Regions from separate parts of the Homo sapiens genome. Here region 2 is linked to region 1. Evidence: chromatin loops called from intact Hi-C (ENCODE). Cell type or tissue: K562. All regions are shown on one strand.

Region 1 (8,000 bases):
ACCTGGATGGTGCCCACACCTTCCGCGGGCCAGCGTGGGAATGATGTGGTTCTTCCCAGTGGTCCTGGCCCTGGGATGTGGGCTGCAGAGCCCCCTCCCTCACCAGTCCTGCCTCCTCCTGCCCACAGGTACCTGGGCCTGCAGATGGGCTACAAGGCGCTGGGCATGCTGCTGCTTTGCTTCATCAGCTGGAGGGTGAAGAAGAACAAGGAGTACAACGTGCAGAAGGCGGCAGGCCTCATCTGACCCCACCCTGGGCCACTGCCCTGCTCCAGAGAGTGGACCTTGACTCTTCCACACCTGCCTATACTCACTAATGTTAACACGTCATTTCCTTTTTGTATTTTTAAACAAGAAAGAAAACCCCAGTCCTCATTTGCCTTCCCTACCTCTTCCTCCCAGAGTCCTCCCCACAGTTCCTAAGGGCCACTGTGTACCCGGGCTGTGTGGGCCAGAACTGGGGGGCTGAGTCTTCCCTGGCCCCTTGGAAGAGGCCCCCAGATGCCCAGGCTCACTTCAGTGTTGAGTCCTCCATTGAGGATGCCCACTGAGGCAGCCAGGCCCCTCACCAGCCCTGGGGGGAATCCTAAACAGAGAGAGAAAAAGGGTATCTGCCCTTCTTGCCAGGCAGCTCCACTCTCCCGCTGACTGCCCACACCCTGCAGAGTGGCAGGGGTGAAAGGAAGAAGGAAGTGGCTGAGTTATTAATAGCCAGAGCCACTGGGAGACTGGGGAGACTGGCTGTAACCCCCTTCACACCTGGGTTTGGCATCAGCACAGACTACGGGAGGGGCTGGCTCCCTCCCCCTCAGACCCTCACTTCCTGTACCTAGAGGCCATTCTGGATGCTGCCATGTTGGGAAGTACAGTCTCTGCCCATTACCTGCATGCAGGCACCAGAGCAGGGACTGAGAAACCCCAAGGATGGGTCATCTAAGTGCTGTCCATATGAACCCTGGACTTTCTGTCCTTAGATCCTCACATGTTATCCCTGTCTTTCTGGGGTACGTTTCAAACTGAGGAAGCTACAACACAGTGAAGACCCAAGGAAGGCCTATGAAAAGGTCCTGATGCCCAACCTCCCACCCCTTCAATGTGGGGACGAGACCCCCTCATCTCAGAGTAATGGGAAGAACCTCCCACATCTCCCTGGCAGCAGATGAGGTGGCTTCACATGCACTTCCCTGTCTGGACTTCAGCCCGTATTCCGAGGAGTAGAGAGGCAGAAGAGATGTCAGCAAAGCAAGTGATGAAGCAGAGTGGATGTCCACTGTCACCAAGCTGGATGGCAAGCTGCGGCCCACAAAACAGCCAGTCAGGTTGGCTTTCCTGGTTTCAGACATGCTCATACCATTCCCATTTTCTCAGCCTCTTCTCACTGCCTCCAGAGAGGTGGGTGCCTGGGTTGAGAGACACAGCTGCTACGTGATAGATGTTGAGAGACAGAAGCCAACGAAGGAGGTCATTCATCAACAAATATATTTATTGGAGACCGACTTTGTGCAAAGCAATGCTAATCAGGGTTCTCCATGGAGCTTCCCTCAGCTCTTACCTCACCTCCCTCCATTTACATTAGGGCCTTCTCCCAGGGTGTGCTCGGTGGGCAGTGTGGGACTGGGGGTGTGGGAGTTGGTGAGAGCAGGAGGAGAGGTGGGGACAGCAAGAAGCCACAGATTGGCATGAAGGATCCTGACCTGACTATCCATGCCATCCATGGCCCCCAGACTGACTCTGCACCTGGCCCTTTGCCAGACAGCTCTGTCTCCCCATGTCCTCTGGAACAGCTGGGCATGGGTCATGGCCATTCATGACCCTTAAGTGCCACCCTTCTTGGAAGACCCCCTCCAGAAGCATACTGGAAGCCACCTCTGGAAAAGCCTCATATGGTGATATGCCAAAATATTTATGTCAATGTCCAAACAAAGTCCAATGCCATGAGACTGAAGTCTTTGTGGAAACCACTGTTACAGACAAGCTTATTTCCAAAGCCACCTCATTTCCAAACATCTCACTCAGGAAGGGAGGCTCAATGTAACCTCAGGGGCCAGTTTTAGCATTTGAAATGGTTCTGCTTGGAAAATGATGCCCTGCAACTAACCCTGGTCTTTCCCATGGCAATTTAACCACATTTGGAAGGCACTGCCTTCAGCTGAGTTTATGAACAATGAATGCCAACCTTCAGGTTCTAGAAGATTGGTTGCACTCCCAAACCTTTATTCTATTATATTACTATTAAAATATTCTAATTTTGCTATTGAGGTAACTTGGTCATGAATTTATGTTGTCATATACATCTGTCAGAGAACAGACAGCACCTGCACTTTTTAATTTTATTTTATTTTTATTTGTATTTTATTTTTGAGATGGAGTCTTGCTCTGTCACCCAGGCTGGAGTGCAGTGGCACAATCTTGGCTCACTGCAACCTCTGCCTCCTTGGTTCAAGCGATTCTCCTGCCTCAGCCTCCAGAGTAACTGGGATTACAGGCCTGCGCCACCACACCTGGCTAATTTTTGTACTTTTAGTAGAGACAGGGTTTCACCATGTTGGCCAGGCTGGTCTCAAACTCCTGACCTCAAGTGATCCTCCCGCCTCAGCCTCCCAAAGTGTTGGGATTACAGGCATGAGCCACTGCGCCCTGCCGGCACCTGCATCTTGTAAACAGAGGAAGTGCTCATGACATAGACCCCAGGGGCCCATGGCCATGGAGATTAGAGGTAATGCAACTGTCAACCCATTAGCCTGGTATCAGGCAAGTACCAGACACTGCTTATTCCTTCAGTGAAGTTCTGCTGGGCTCTGAGAAGGCCGCATCACTGCTCTTGGGTTTATATCCAGAAGCGGAGCTGGACGCAAACAGCTATGTCCATGGCACAAAACAGAATTAATATCATAATCAAATTGATCACATGGTCACAACCAGTACTACTACTCCCAAGAAAATCTTTCTTTTCAGCTGTCAGCAGGGAATATAATAGTGTCACTTTCATTTCACTTCTAGAGCAAAGCTTAACAAACTTTCTTGAGTGTGTGACACTCACAGAGGATGCAAATTCCCAACACCCTCCACCCAGCCCCAGCGTCTACTTCTGTGGGTCTAATGGGGACCCAGGAATGGCTCTTTTAACGGCCCCCTCATGAGATTGATGTGGGTAGTTCCCAAATCCTGTGAGGTGGGCTGTCAGTGCAATAGAGCCTGGGGTATGCCCATTTGTGCTTAGGCCACTGAGAAATTTACAGGCTCGATAGGCCTTTGGTATGTTCAAAGGTGAGTGAAGGATAACAAGGTGAAGAGATGCCTGTGAATCTGATTTTTTGGATGGCTGCAACTAAGAGTCAATGGGCATGAAAAACAATCCAAGAGCTCACATTTATATGAGGCCCTTATCAGTACTGAGAGAGACATTCTCACTTCACAAGCTTGGATGTGCAAAAAGAAAAAAATCACTTATTTCTTTAAATCAGTTATTGATTTCAAACCCCCCATCCTACTGTCTGGCTGGAAATTCAATATCAACCATGCTTGGGTCTGGCTCCTAGAGCCATCTGAAGGTCCTTGGATGCCTACGCATTCAAGGGTGCCATTGTGGGTCTTTGGTCCCTTTCCCATTTGAGGCTGTTTAATGGCCCTGCTTCTCACCTGAGCCTGGAAACCCTACAAAGCCGAGACCCCAGGGTTAGGCCCACCTCCCTGTGCACACTCGCGGCTATGCCCTCTCCCGGCCCCAGTCCTAGGAAGCCCACTCCTCTGCACCACTCCCTCTCCCTACAGAATCCCGCTCCTCAAGGGCTGAACAAAAAAGCCGGAAAAGGAAGAGTGTGCAGGAACCTTTTTTATTCAATCCTTCTTTTACCCTTCTTGGAAAAAGCGCAAATACAGTGATAACTAAATACCGTATCTCTATCAATTATCCTTTGGCCCAAAGCCCTTTGGGGTGATCCTCCATGATGGATGCCCCATGTAAAGGTGAGGAATCTGATCCCGAGGAAGCAACCATTGTGGCCAATTTCACATAGATAATAGCTGGCCAGGTCTAGACTCAAACCAGGCTGTCCACTTCTCTCTGGTCCAGCCCAATTGCCCCAGCTGAGTCATTCTGAAGAGTCAGCATGGACTAAAATGGTGGGGAGGCCCCTCTTTTCCCACTGATGTTCACTGGCCCATGGGAGGGAAGTGGGGGAATCTCTTGAGGGCCATTAAGGTGGGTAACAAAGGCAAAAGAACCAGGTAACAGTTCATTTACTTACCTTCTATTCAACTAGCAACAACATCACAACTATTCATTAAACAGGGCCAATTTATCCCTATAGCACCATGAGTTAAAGAGAGTTGTGGAGAAAAGAGACAAAGAGGGAAGGGTTTTGAGAAGAAAAGGCCCTGAGAATCCTGCACACAGACCTTCAAGGGAACAGCTCCATCTGGTGACTGCTTAGCAGATTCTTGCTCAAGAAACAAAGCCATATTGTGATTTTATTCAACCACTCTCAAAGATGGAGAGATACAGTTAAGCTGGAGGCTGAAGCCAGTCAGTATCAAATTGATACTAAAATATTATATTGCAGCAAATCCAGAAGAAATACATCCTATCTTTCGCAACCACAGGAAGTAAATACCTGGAAGAAAGGTCCATCTCCTGCCAGTAGCACCAGACACCAGATTCATTATAACCTTTCATCAGAGATTAAATATGGAAACAGATCCTGGAAAAGCCCTTGGCAAATCATAAATGAGAGGAAGTTTTTCTCCATGGCATACCCTGGCCATTCCTCCACTCTCCAGCCACATCATGTCTCCAGCCCTGCTACAACTTGACAGCAATAATAATAACTAAAATGTGCACAGATCTTTACAGTTTACCAAGCCATTAACCCATTTAAAACACTTCTTTAATCAGTAAATCAGTGGGGAAAGGCTTGGCTATGCTGTGGTAACAAACCTCTCGAATCTTAGTCACTTGACACAACAAAAGATGGTATCTCGCTCACAGAACCTGTGGTGATCTGGGTGACTCTCAGGTCAGTGGCTCAGTAGTGCCCCTCTGCCTGCTCAGGGCCTGGAGGATTGGCCTGAGAGCCCCCCCAACCAGTGTCTCAGTAACTCAGACTGTTTGGAACCTGAGGTACCTCCATTTCATTATAAGCTGCCATGATGGATGGGGCAGGGGAAGAAAGTCCTGGAAGATCCCGCACTGCTAAGCAATGCTTTGTCCCAAAGTAACGCTCTTCACTCTGCTCCCAGCCTAGCTGCCGCAAGAGCGGAACAGAATATTCTGTGTGCTCAGGAGAAGAAAAGAGCAGATATGGTTGAGCACTAAAACCCTCTACTGTGGGTAGTGAACCTAGGTGGACACAGTTGCTCACCGGGACACTTAAACCAGCTTTGCGGGGCTGTCGGGGTTGGGAAGCACAGTCTGGAAAGATTTCCCAATGGAGGAAGCACCAATTGTGGGTCCCTGAAGCTGAGGGGATGATGCCCAGGCAAGGCCGAGGCAGTCTGCAGAGGGCTGGGGAGGTGGGAAAGACGATTTTGCTCAGAGGAGGCAGAGATGGGGTGGTGGCTGAGAGAGATGCAGGGTCAAGGAAAGGATGGCTTCAGAGAGGAGAGATTTGCTGGGGCAAAAGGCCACAGGATGGGGAGGCTGCGGGGTCCAAGAGGACAGCTGATGGAGCGAGACCCTGCAGGCAAGGAGGAGATGGGGTGACTCATGGCAGAATCGCACCAGAGTTCCCACAGCCCTGTGCGGCCACTATGACTAGTCCCATCCTGTACATGGAGAAAACGAGGCTCCTTCCAGTTGTCCCTCACGCCTCCCTTGATTTATGTACTACCTGATGTGTATAAGGACAGGTGGTGACAAACACATGGTCCCTACCCTTCAAGGACATATAATCCAGAGCTAAGACAAGACCTTAACACAGGGCAAAGTACTATGCTCTGAGTTCATTTGATGAGCGATGGGAGAACGGGCTTGATCCTAGCCATGCGGGAGAGACTGGAATTCAAGAGAGTCAAATGTGCTGGGAAAGACTTTCTGGGCAAAAGGAATAAGCAAAGGTGTGCAAAGGTAAGGAAGCAGGAAACCTTTGCACATCTTGAGAACTCGCCGGCCAGAGGCCTGTGAAGGAGCGCAGTGGTCAGGCAGGAGAGGCAGTCGGATGCAGGCTGAGACCATCCTGGAGGGTCTTGAGGCTGGCTTACCCCAGGCTGTGAGTAGTGGGCTCAGCCTAGTCCCGGCTCCTGGGTTAGTGCTCACGTGTCTCTCTGCCCCCTCAGGGCCTGGAGGAATGGCCTTAGAGCCCCCACCAACCACGCTCAGGAAGGCATTCCTAGCTCAGAGTACCCTCCTGGAGTCTACACTGGAAGGGGCTCCTGAGTGGGCCGCGCCACACCCCGAGGAGCAGAGGCGCAGTCCTCCCGCGTGCTCCCAGCACACTCCACCCCTACCCAGCACACCCACGGGGCCCCCACCTTGCTCACCTGGGGGGAACCACCCACTCTGCGCCCTCTCAGGGAGAGGTGGTGGCCGCTGCTCTATCCCCTCCCTCTCTTCCTCTTCCACCTTCTCTCTCTTCTCATCTGGGTGCTGGAACCCAAGGGTGAAACTGAGAGTCAGAAAGTCTCAGTCTCAAGGCAGAGCGGGGCAACTAATTTAAAACGGCTTCTACTCCGGCCCCCAGTGTGACTAATCTCCTTCTCTTCGCTCCACAGGTCTATAAATGGGCCACAGTAGGCACCCCTTTTTAAATCTGTAAAATCCCCAAATCCATTAAAAGTGACTTCAGAGGTCCCAGATAGGGACCAACATTTGTTTAAACCTTTTCCTCATTACATCTCATGACCGCCAGCTTACAAAAGAGAGACTGGGGGTTCTGGATGAGACGTATGCAATCCCTGAGTCCACCTTGGAAAGGACAGAGGCAGGTGTCACACCGTTCCTCTTTGACCCGAATCGCTTGAATCCCAGAGTTTCAACAGCTCAGGTGGGTTGAAGGCTCAGAATGTACCAGACATCCGAAGCGCTTTACATACATTTGCTCCTTGAATCTTCACGACAGCCCTGTGAGATGCAATAATCATGCCATTCCACAGACGAGGAAACGGGCCCAGGGGACTGCGGTCTCGGCTCCTTTCCTCTGGCTTTCTCAGAAAAGGCGCGGAGGCCCCCGCCGGGTGGGCGAGGCGGGGTGGGCGGCCCCTTGCGCCCTGGAGTCGCATTCCGCCACCAGGGGGCGCCGCCCCTCCGCCGCGGCCCGGGGAAGCCACCCGCGGAGGCGCCACGCCCAGCCCGCCCACGGGACGCCCCCGCGGCCCCACAGCCAGCCGGGCGGGACTCCACCACCCGGCTCAGCGCGCCTCCGATAGCCCGCTTCCCCGCCGGGGCGCCCTCGGGCCTGCGGGGCTCCCCGCGCCCACCGCACGCACGCACGCACGCCTTCCCCTACTCGGAGGGCCCGGCGGCTGAGCCCACCGGCGCCTGCTCACGGGACACAGCCTCGAGAAAACTTCCTCTCTGACTGCCCGCGATAAAGCACCGTTTAGTCTATTTATGTTTTCTGCACGAAAGTGTATTAAACACGTTAGAGAACAAGAGGAGTAGAGAGTAAGGTGCCACGAGGCACCGAGAGGGCCCGCGGGAACACACGGCTTCCTCAGGCTCTCTGACCGGCCGTGAGCAGGGTGGTCCCCGGCCGCATTGTGGGGCCATTCGCACCCAGAAGCTGTCAGCCTCCCCACTGCGTCACTGGCACCATCTGGGAACCATTATTCAGCCACTGCAGGGGGCTAGGTAGCCTCTGCTTCCTCCTTCCAATTCCCAAAACCTTCACCACAGCACCTCCTGGGGCCTGGCCCCGAGATAGGCTTGCATGTCGGAAAGAAACTGTTGTCAGCATTCCAGGCACTGTCCACCCCGGGAAAGGGGCAGGTACCCATCCCGTCACAGACTCAGGTACCCGGGCAAGCCGGGCACCAGGCCTATAGAGGTGAACAAGACAAACAGA
Region 2 (8,000 bases), 280 kb before region 1:
TGTTTCCAAGTAAGGGAACATAAGCAAAAATGTTTATTTTTCAGTTTATTCAAATGTTGATATTTTTGGTAATTTGTTTCTTTTTTTTTCCTTTCCTTTTATTTTCTTTTTCTTTTTCTTTTTTTTTTTGAGACTGAGTCTCACTCTGTCACCCACACTGGCGTGCAGTGGTGCGATCTTGGCTCACTACATCCTCCGCCCCCCAGGTTCAAGTGATTCTCCTGCCTTAGCCTCCGAGTAGCCGAGTAGCATGTGCCCACCACCATGCCCACCTAATTTTTGTATTTTTAGTAGAGACGGGGTTTTACCGTGTTGGCCAGGCTGGTCTTGAACTCCTGGCCTCAAGTGATCCACCTGCATTGACCTCCCAGAATGCTGGGATTACAGGTGTGAGCCACCACGCCTAGCCTGTAGTTTCTTTTCTGAAGTATTTTGGCTCACTCTACATTCTGATAAACAACTGCTGTTCAAATTTCTTTGTCCCAGTAGACTGTACATTTAACTTTTGAGCAGATCTGTTTCTTTAAAGGATGATTGGCAAGTGAGAGTCCTTACAGATCGATACATGCCAAACTAGAGAAAATTGGACTTCAATAATTGGCAATTTCTTCTCTAATCCCAGAAACTGCAGTTTTAAAATTTATATCTTAAAGACTGCAGAGGGAAAAGAGAACTACCTTGTGAATGCCTCCCATTTTTAGACAGTTCCTCAAAAAAGGAGCCAGCAAGGAGGCTTCCACAGTTTCATGCTTCATATTCCTCTAAGCTGCTGATAGGACCAAAGGGGCTGCCTTCTCAAATCTCCTCCTCAGCCCTTTGCACCTCTCCCTGTGCCCTCATTGGCCAGCTACACTCACAGCCTCATTTCCTTCCCTTCTCTCCTCCTTTTCACCTTGCCACACTGAGATGCTCAGGCGCCAGTCTTAGCTGCTTTTTTAACTGCAGTTATGGCCCTGGACCCCTTTGCCAGGCCCTCTCTGCTTACTTTGGGGTTCTGGTCTCTGGTCTGCTCCTTCTCTCCTTGTGATAACTGAGACCTAGAATAAAGGAGACAGCAAGTTTCTGGGGAAATAGTAAGTGTGGCTTTGAATTTGTTAAGTTGGAAGGCTGTAGGATAATTAGATAGAATTGCCTAGTAGGTAATTGGACACTTGAGAGGGATTGAAGGTAAAAGAGAGTGAGAGAAATTGACGATTAAGATATCCCATCAGTGGTGAAATGGGCTAGAACCCTAGTGTACTAGGATTGAAGGATTTACATTTGGAGAGGAAAATGGACCTTTCCTTGGGACTAGAATGAAAAGAATAGATGCTCTAATAGATCTGCCGGGGTGTTGAAAAGAAAGGCAGAAATGGGGTTCCTCTGTACTAGTGGAAAGGGACAAAAACATTGAGTGTGAGGAGGTGGGGAAGGCCTGTAAGGTTGGAATAAGACGAGGGAAAAGAGGGTCAGTGAGGAAGGGATTGCTGAGTAGAACTAAGGGCCTCCCCTGAGACTGGAGGTCATTGTTGTGTAAGAGCTCCTTTTCTGTAGGATGGATTTCCTTCAGCAGTGCTGAGCAGCAGGAGTAGAGTAAGAAGGGGTGGTCAGGATGCTAGAGCTGCCCTTTGAGGGTTTGGAAGGAGTCAACCAGCTGAAGGTGCCAATATGACTGTCAGTAATGTTGCCTTCTTTAGGGCTTGGGCTGTGGAGAACATGAAACTAGGTGTTCACGGCTATACTGGAGAGAAGGGAAGTGGCTTTAACTGGCTGCTGCATCCTGCTATGAACACAGCACCTGGCTCATAAATGTGCCTCATAAATGTTGGCTGACTTGGAGTGATGGAATCAGAGAACTAGTTTTGTAGGAATCAGAGGTGGTGATGGGATCTTTGATAGAATGGCATTTTTGCATTTGTTTTGGTAGTGAAGTAATTCTTTAGCGTGTCAGGATATTGAATACTGAATATTGAAGCCAGGGAGAACATGGCAGGAGACCAAGGCCTCTGCAAGTCCTGTGTGGCTTATTGGTGTTGATGGCATGAGAAGTAGCCATTATGAGTAGAAGCTGTGAGCTTCGGCCGGGCGCGGTGGCTCACACCTGTAATCTCAGCAATGTGGGAGGCCAAGACAGGTGGATCACTTGGGGCCAGGAGTTCGAGACCATCCTGGCCAACATGGTGAAATCTCGTCTCTACTAAAAATACAAAAATTAGCTGGGCATAGTGGCGTGTGCCTGTAGTCCCACCAGCTACTCGGGAGGCTGAGGCAGGAGAATCGCTTGAACCCAGGAGGTGGAGGTTGCAGCGAGCCGATATCACGCCACTGCACTCCAGCCTGGGTGACAGAGTGAGACTCGGTCTCAAAAAAAGAAGTTATAAACTTCAAAGTAGAGGGGATTTGCATGAGGGCATGAGGAAGGGATGTCTGGGAAGGACCTAGTGATCCTAAAGAGTGCCGACCCTACTGTCTAGGCCCTGAGGGTCAGGTGTTGTAGGAACTGAATGATAGGAAGGGGAACAGATGACTTCTGAGGAAAGCCAGGTTGTGGGAGAAGGTGGGAAGACATTTGTGAAGAGGCAGAGAGTGTAGGAGGCTGTTCTGAATAGGGAGGTTCTCAGAATGGGGAAAAAACAGAAGGCCTGCAACAGTGTTCTTGACAGACCCAGGAGGGTTTGTGTCAGAATCCCTGGGGCCAGCAGTGGGCTGATGATTATGGAGAAGTGCAGCATGGCAATAAGGTAGCTGTTCTGGAATGACTGCTGATGCTGCTGATGTCAGAGGAGACTTGTGCCAGGCTAACAGTATGTATTGCATTAATGATCTTATTTGATCCTCATAACATGTATTACCCTTATTTTACAAAATATGGAAACTCAGAGAAGTTACAAATTTACCTAAGAGTCACATGGTCTCATGGTTCCAAACCCAGTTCTTGCTGGCGGTGCTGATTTCTTTTGTGCACCTACCCTTCATGTATGGTCCTGTTCAGAGATAGCATCGGTGTAGGGATGTATAATGCATTCTTTGATGTATTGCTGGAGAGCTTGCTCATTCCCTGCCCAAACTTGCTTGGCTGTGGCTCTCTAGCACCCCCTGGTGGCAGCAATGGTATTGTGATATGCTAAGGTGAATGTGAACACTTCCTAGCCAAGGTACCTCGAAGTCACTGATGTGCTGCAGCAAGAACATTTCCTTTGTTGGGAATGTGGCACTTATCAAACACAGCCTTTAACAGTTGTTTACGTACCTATCTTAACTGCAAAGGAAGAGTTTAATGTTTGCATACCCCTACAGTGTTTAGCTAAGACACTTTAAATAGAGTGTGAAAGGAGAAACCCCAAGGGGAATCAAATTCTGGACTGAGCCCTTCTTATTCATGGGTAACAACGCCTTCCACCTTAGCCCAAGCGTAAGGGCCATCCCTTCCCTTATATCTGGGATGATACTCTTTCCCTCTTTTCTTTCATCTTTATTATGTACCATTTCGTTAGCTTTTTTCACTAGCATATATACATATTTGAATATCTCATCTAAAAACAAAGAAAAGCTTTGGAACACCCCCCACTTCACCATCTGTCTCCCATTCTTCTAGTTAAGTTTCTTGAAGAATGGTTTATCGAACATCTTTCTTCTCACTCTTTTCCCAACCTGCTGCCTCGTGGCTCTGCAAATCTCAGTCTGCCACCAATGATACCTTTTGTGACCACTGAATGAGAGAGGGATACCATAGTTATCAAGAACCTGTGGGCAGGGCAGAGAGTGATGTGAACTGTAGGGCTTCATTGAAAGTCTTGATGCTGGCAGCCATTCTGAATTTCAGCTATTGCTTTGCAGTTTGAGCTGCTTCTTTCATGAACTCTCCATAGCAACAGAGCCTTAATTATTGATGCTGATTGGTTCTGTTAAGCCACATTGGGTAGGCCAAGTATTGATAGATAACATTGGTGTTTTAGAGACATCTCATGGGTTGCCTGTCTTCCCTTCTGGATTCTGAATCACTTAAGAAGTAGATCCAGAGGTCAAATGGGGATCTAAACATGAACTTTCTTTTTGGTGAGAGCAAGACTAGAGGATGTGACTTAGATATTCTATGAGAAATCTACCTTGGAATCTGCTTATTGTGTGAGTGGGTCTGCAGAGCAGACCTTCCTCCACCAGCCACAAGGAGGCCCTCCGAGCTTGGCTTTCATTTATCAACCAGAGAAGGCATTGGTAGCTATTTATGGTCTGTCAGTTACATATCTCACCGCTTTGGTTCTTCATATCTGGCTCTCCATGGCCTCTCTGTCAGTGCTGCATAGTTCTCAGCAGGATTTCTGACCCTAGATGGCAGGTTTTATGGAAGAGTGGTGGTCCTGTTGTGGACTTAAAATAGAGGGTGGCTTACTTGGTTGAATTTTTATCCAATTGAAAATTCTTAGGACTGTTTCTGACAATTTGCATTTTTTTATAGCTAGATTATTTGTACATATGAAAGGCTCATCCATTGATTAATGAGCCAATTAATGAAGTCAAGCTGATAGTATCCTTCTTGTTATCACAGGTCCATTTTGTTTATTTTTGTCTATTTTACAGGTTGAATATAAGCTGGGATTCCAAGTGGACAATGTTTTGGCAATGGATATGCCCCAGGTCAACATTTCTGTTCAGGGGGAAGTTCCACGCACTTTATCAGGTAAGTAAGAGTCTTCAAAGACAGAGTTAACATACTTTTTCAACTGCATCCCCTATGGCCCCAAAACAGAAGTTTACTGATGTGTAGTGTGTATTACTTGATAGGCATAAGATGTATGAGTACTGTGAAAAGTAATTTTTGTAAATATTTGCACTGTGTTCTTAAACCATTCTCTCTTTTCTGTCCTTCTGGAACTCTCTGTGCTCCGCCCTCCCTGTCTCTTTTTCTGCATTGCTGGTACTTACCTCCACATGAGTCCCTGTGCCTGATCTTGTTTCCCTTTGATTAGGCACCACATTTCACCCTGTGGCCCAGATGATCTTTGCACGGTCATGTTTGACCCTGTGACGTGAAGCCCATCAGTGCTCTCCACTCCCATCAACTGAACATTCCAGACTCACCACCTTGTGTCCTGGATCCTTTACCATCTGCCCCTGCCTGCCTGTCTAGCCTTGTTGCTGCACTTGCCCCAGAGTTGTAGCAGTTCCAGACTACATGCAGTTCTGATCTTCAAGCCTTTGCATGTGCTGGTCTCAGTATTTGGGATCATCTTTTCCTCTTTCTGCTCGTGAACTCCTTTCTATTCATCCTACTCATTCTGCAAGACTCAAGATCTGCACTGTCTTTTTTCTGCCACCTTCTCTTCTTTCATTTGTTAACTTCTATTCTTCCTACCCCTTAGAACCTTATATTTAACTGTTTTTGCACTGATTACATATCTAGCAATTCCCTTGATGCATAGCATAGAGTATGGTGCAGGATAGGCACTCAGTACAGTCTGAGTAAATGAATAAGTGTATTATTTACACCAATTTAACTGCTTTTGAGCTAACTTCTTAGGCTCTTGAAGTTGTGGTATTTGTAAGAAATGGATATTTTTAAAAATTGAAAGTATCAGCCACAATAGTGTTGTGAAACTTTTTCTGGCAGTCATATTCACTGTTATCAGTGACATACATTAAGCTTAAATAAAGCACAGGAGGGCTGCTTAAATTTTTATGGGCAGTAAAGGAATTTAGAAATGCCCATATCTTTAATGCAGTCATACAGATGGTAGAATGATAGGTTTTAAATTTGTAGGAAAAGAATCTTAAAGATTGGGGAAAAAAATTATATGCACTGAAGTCTGTTATCCCATTGTTACAATTATGGATTAAAATCAATTTCTGTTGAGAAAGGTGATAGCTGACAATTTATCAGATTCATTTACAGGTTTATATTTAATCTTTTTATTAAGAGCAGACATACTTGCATTTTGGTAGTGAGTTGTCTTTCCATTTGATCATGTAATTTCTGTTGTTACTATTGCTGATGTGTCTGTTAAGGTTTGCCTTATGATCCTTCAGTTTTAGTGTACTGGAATAGCAGGACTTATGAGACAAAGTGGTGTATTAAAAACAATGAGCAGAAGTTGAAAACAATTATCTCTTCATTGATGTCTTGGTTTGTTCTTTAATACTAACTTTTATATCCATAATGAATTAAATGCTTAATGTCTAGAGGTGTGGTAGTCTGAAGATCTCTAAAAACTTTTGTTTAGTTACTTTATTTAAATGTATTACTTTTAGTTTTCTTGCAGCAAAAATAAGTAATTCTAAAATGTTTAAAAGAATCATTTTGGGGCATTAATGTTGATTTTTAGAAAATGTAAAATATTTTTCTTATCTTTTTTAAACAGTGTTTCGGGTAGAGCTTTCCTGTACTGGCAAAGTAGATTCTGAAGTTATGATACTAATGCAGCTCAACTTGACAGTAAATTCTTCAAAAAATTTTACCGTCTTAAATTTTAAACGAAGGAAAATGTGCTACAAAAGTAAGGAATTTATTTACCAAAATATGTTTTACATGTATGTGAGAAGGTGAAAAATAGAGTTTGTTGTTTTTTCACAGATTTAAGTATGTCCAACTCATGATTATAGTTGCAAGTGAGAAAAGAGCACTGGCAGGTGAAGTTTTGAGATAATCCCAGATGGTTGGTAGCCAAGAATCTCACTCAGGCCTCATTCAGTCCATGCTTTCTCAAATCTTTTGTCAGAATTGCTAAGATGTTTTCCATTAGGAATAGTGCTAAAATGGTTGAAGAGGTAAAGAAATAAGAAAAATCTGTTGGGACTTCTGAGTAACTATGTTAACTGTGTTTCCCTTATCAAGTTACTTTTATGCAGAAGCATTGCTCTCGGGTGAGATAGACCTGGGTTGGAATGGCAGCTCTGCTCTTTTCAGGATATTGATACAAGTTACTTAACCTCTCTGAGGCTTAGTTTTTTCATCTGTAAAATGGGCATAATACCTGTTTCAGAGGTTTGTTGTTTTTTACGGTTCATTAAATCTAGCCTAAAACTTAGAATACCGTATGTGGGTACTTAGCAAAGTTAGTTCTTTTTGGTTTTGAATTATCTGTTACTGAAGAAATCGAGTGGATATGAAAGAGTTCCAGCATGCTAGGTCATAAATCAAAGAATTTTAGAGTTCTCCTTACAAGTTTAGTCCAACCCACTCACTGTAAGTTCCACAAAGCTACAGTGACCCAAATTTACAAGGTCACGTAGGTAGAATTGGTTAGTATCTAAGATGGGGGGGGGAAATATACTTTAAAAAAACCTCGCAAACCCTCAGTGCTTACTGTGTTCTAAGTGCTTGATAGGTATTACACCTGTTTAATCCCTACAGCAACCCTAGGCAATGGGTTCTCTCATTGTCTTCATTTTCAGAAAAGGAAGCTGAGCTTCAGAGAATCTAGCTTGTCAAGATCAGATAGCTAAGTGGTGCAGCTAGGATGCAGACCTGTTCTCTCAGCCTCTTTGTTAAACTTTCTTTTAATAAATTTCCCAATTGAAATCAGTGCTGAGTGTTATGAAAACACCTAAGGCCAACAAGTGAGTTGAATTGGCTAATGTCTGGGTACATGCCAATAAAAAAGCTGCACTACATTTGAATAGACATTTTAAGAAAGAAGAGTTAGCATCTTTCAGCTTTAGTGTTTTGGTACAATTTTCAGTTCTACTATATTCAGTTATATACCAACTTCCATGTAATGTTAAAGACAAAGGAGATTTCAGAGACTCTCTACTCCAATGTAGTCATTATATATTTGATATAAGGAGATTGGACCCTTGGCCACCTAGGCTACCACAGCTAGCCAGTGAGGAGTGTAAAACATTCAGTTCCTTATCCTCAGAGAGATGGGCATGACTGTACCATGGTGCTTCATCTGTTACTCTTAAGTAAGGCAGAATGATAACCAGACATGGTGTGGCCTCTGGATCCCACCAGTGCTAATATCTGCTAAGGTTAATGATCAGCTGATACTCAAAATGGTCACATACTTTCTCCATTTTCTTTA

Evidence for each region. A loop is a pair of places that touch in the nucleus more often than their neighbours do. Peaks named below come from ENCODE experiments on the same cell type or tissue, not always from the same donor. Only the 100,000 strongest peaks of a DNase experiment are listed, where the experiment ranks them.
Region 2: it touches region 1 in a loop (20-fold over the local background); 52 of 110 quality-filtered maps call a loop at or near these places.

What each region holds. Positions count from the first base shown.
Region 1 is chr3:133,926,959-133,934,958 of GRCh38, reverse strand. It overlaps SLCO2A1 (solute carrier organic anion transporter family member 2A1), which reads left to right. Exons shown (of 14, transcript NM_005630.3): 14 at 129-2,258. The coding sequence ends at 246. C3orf36 (chromosome 3 putative open reading frame 36) reads left to right here and starts at 5,147. Exons shown (of 1, transcript NR_161373.1): 1 at 5,147-6,814. RefSeq lists a silencer at 6,989-7,518. In K562, CTCF peaks have their summits at 4,411 (motif pointing left) and 7,225 (motif pointing right); DNase peaks (open chromatin) are centred at 4,398 and 7,268; H3K4me3 peaks cover 829 bases; H3K27me3 peaks cover 3,435 bases.
Region 2 is chr3:134,208,165-134,216,164 of GRCh38, reverse strand. It overlaps RYK (receptor like tyrosine kinase), which reads left to right. Exons shown (of 15, transcript NM_002958.4): 3 at 4,558-4,657; 4 at 6,336-6,470. Among named protein-coding and RNA genes, the nearest start is that of RYK, 39 kb to the left of the region's middle. In K562, CTCF peaks have their summits at 3,078 (motif pointing left) and 4,151 (motif pointing right); DNase peaks (open chromatin) are centred at 3,064 and 4,164.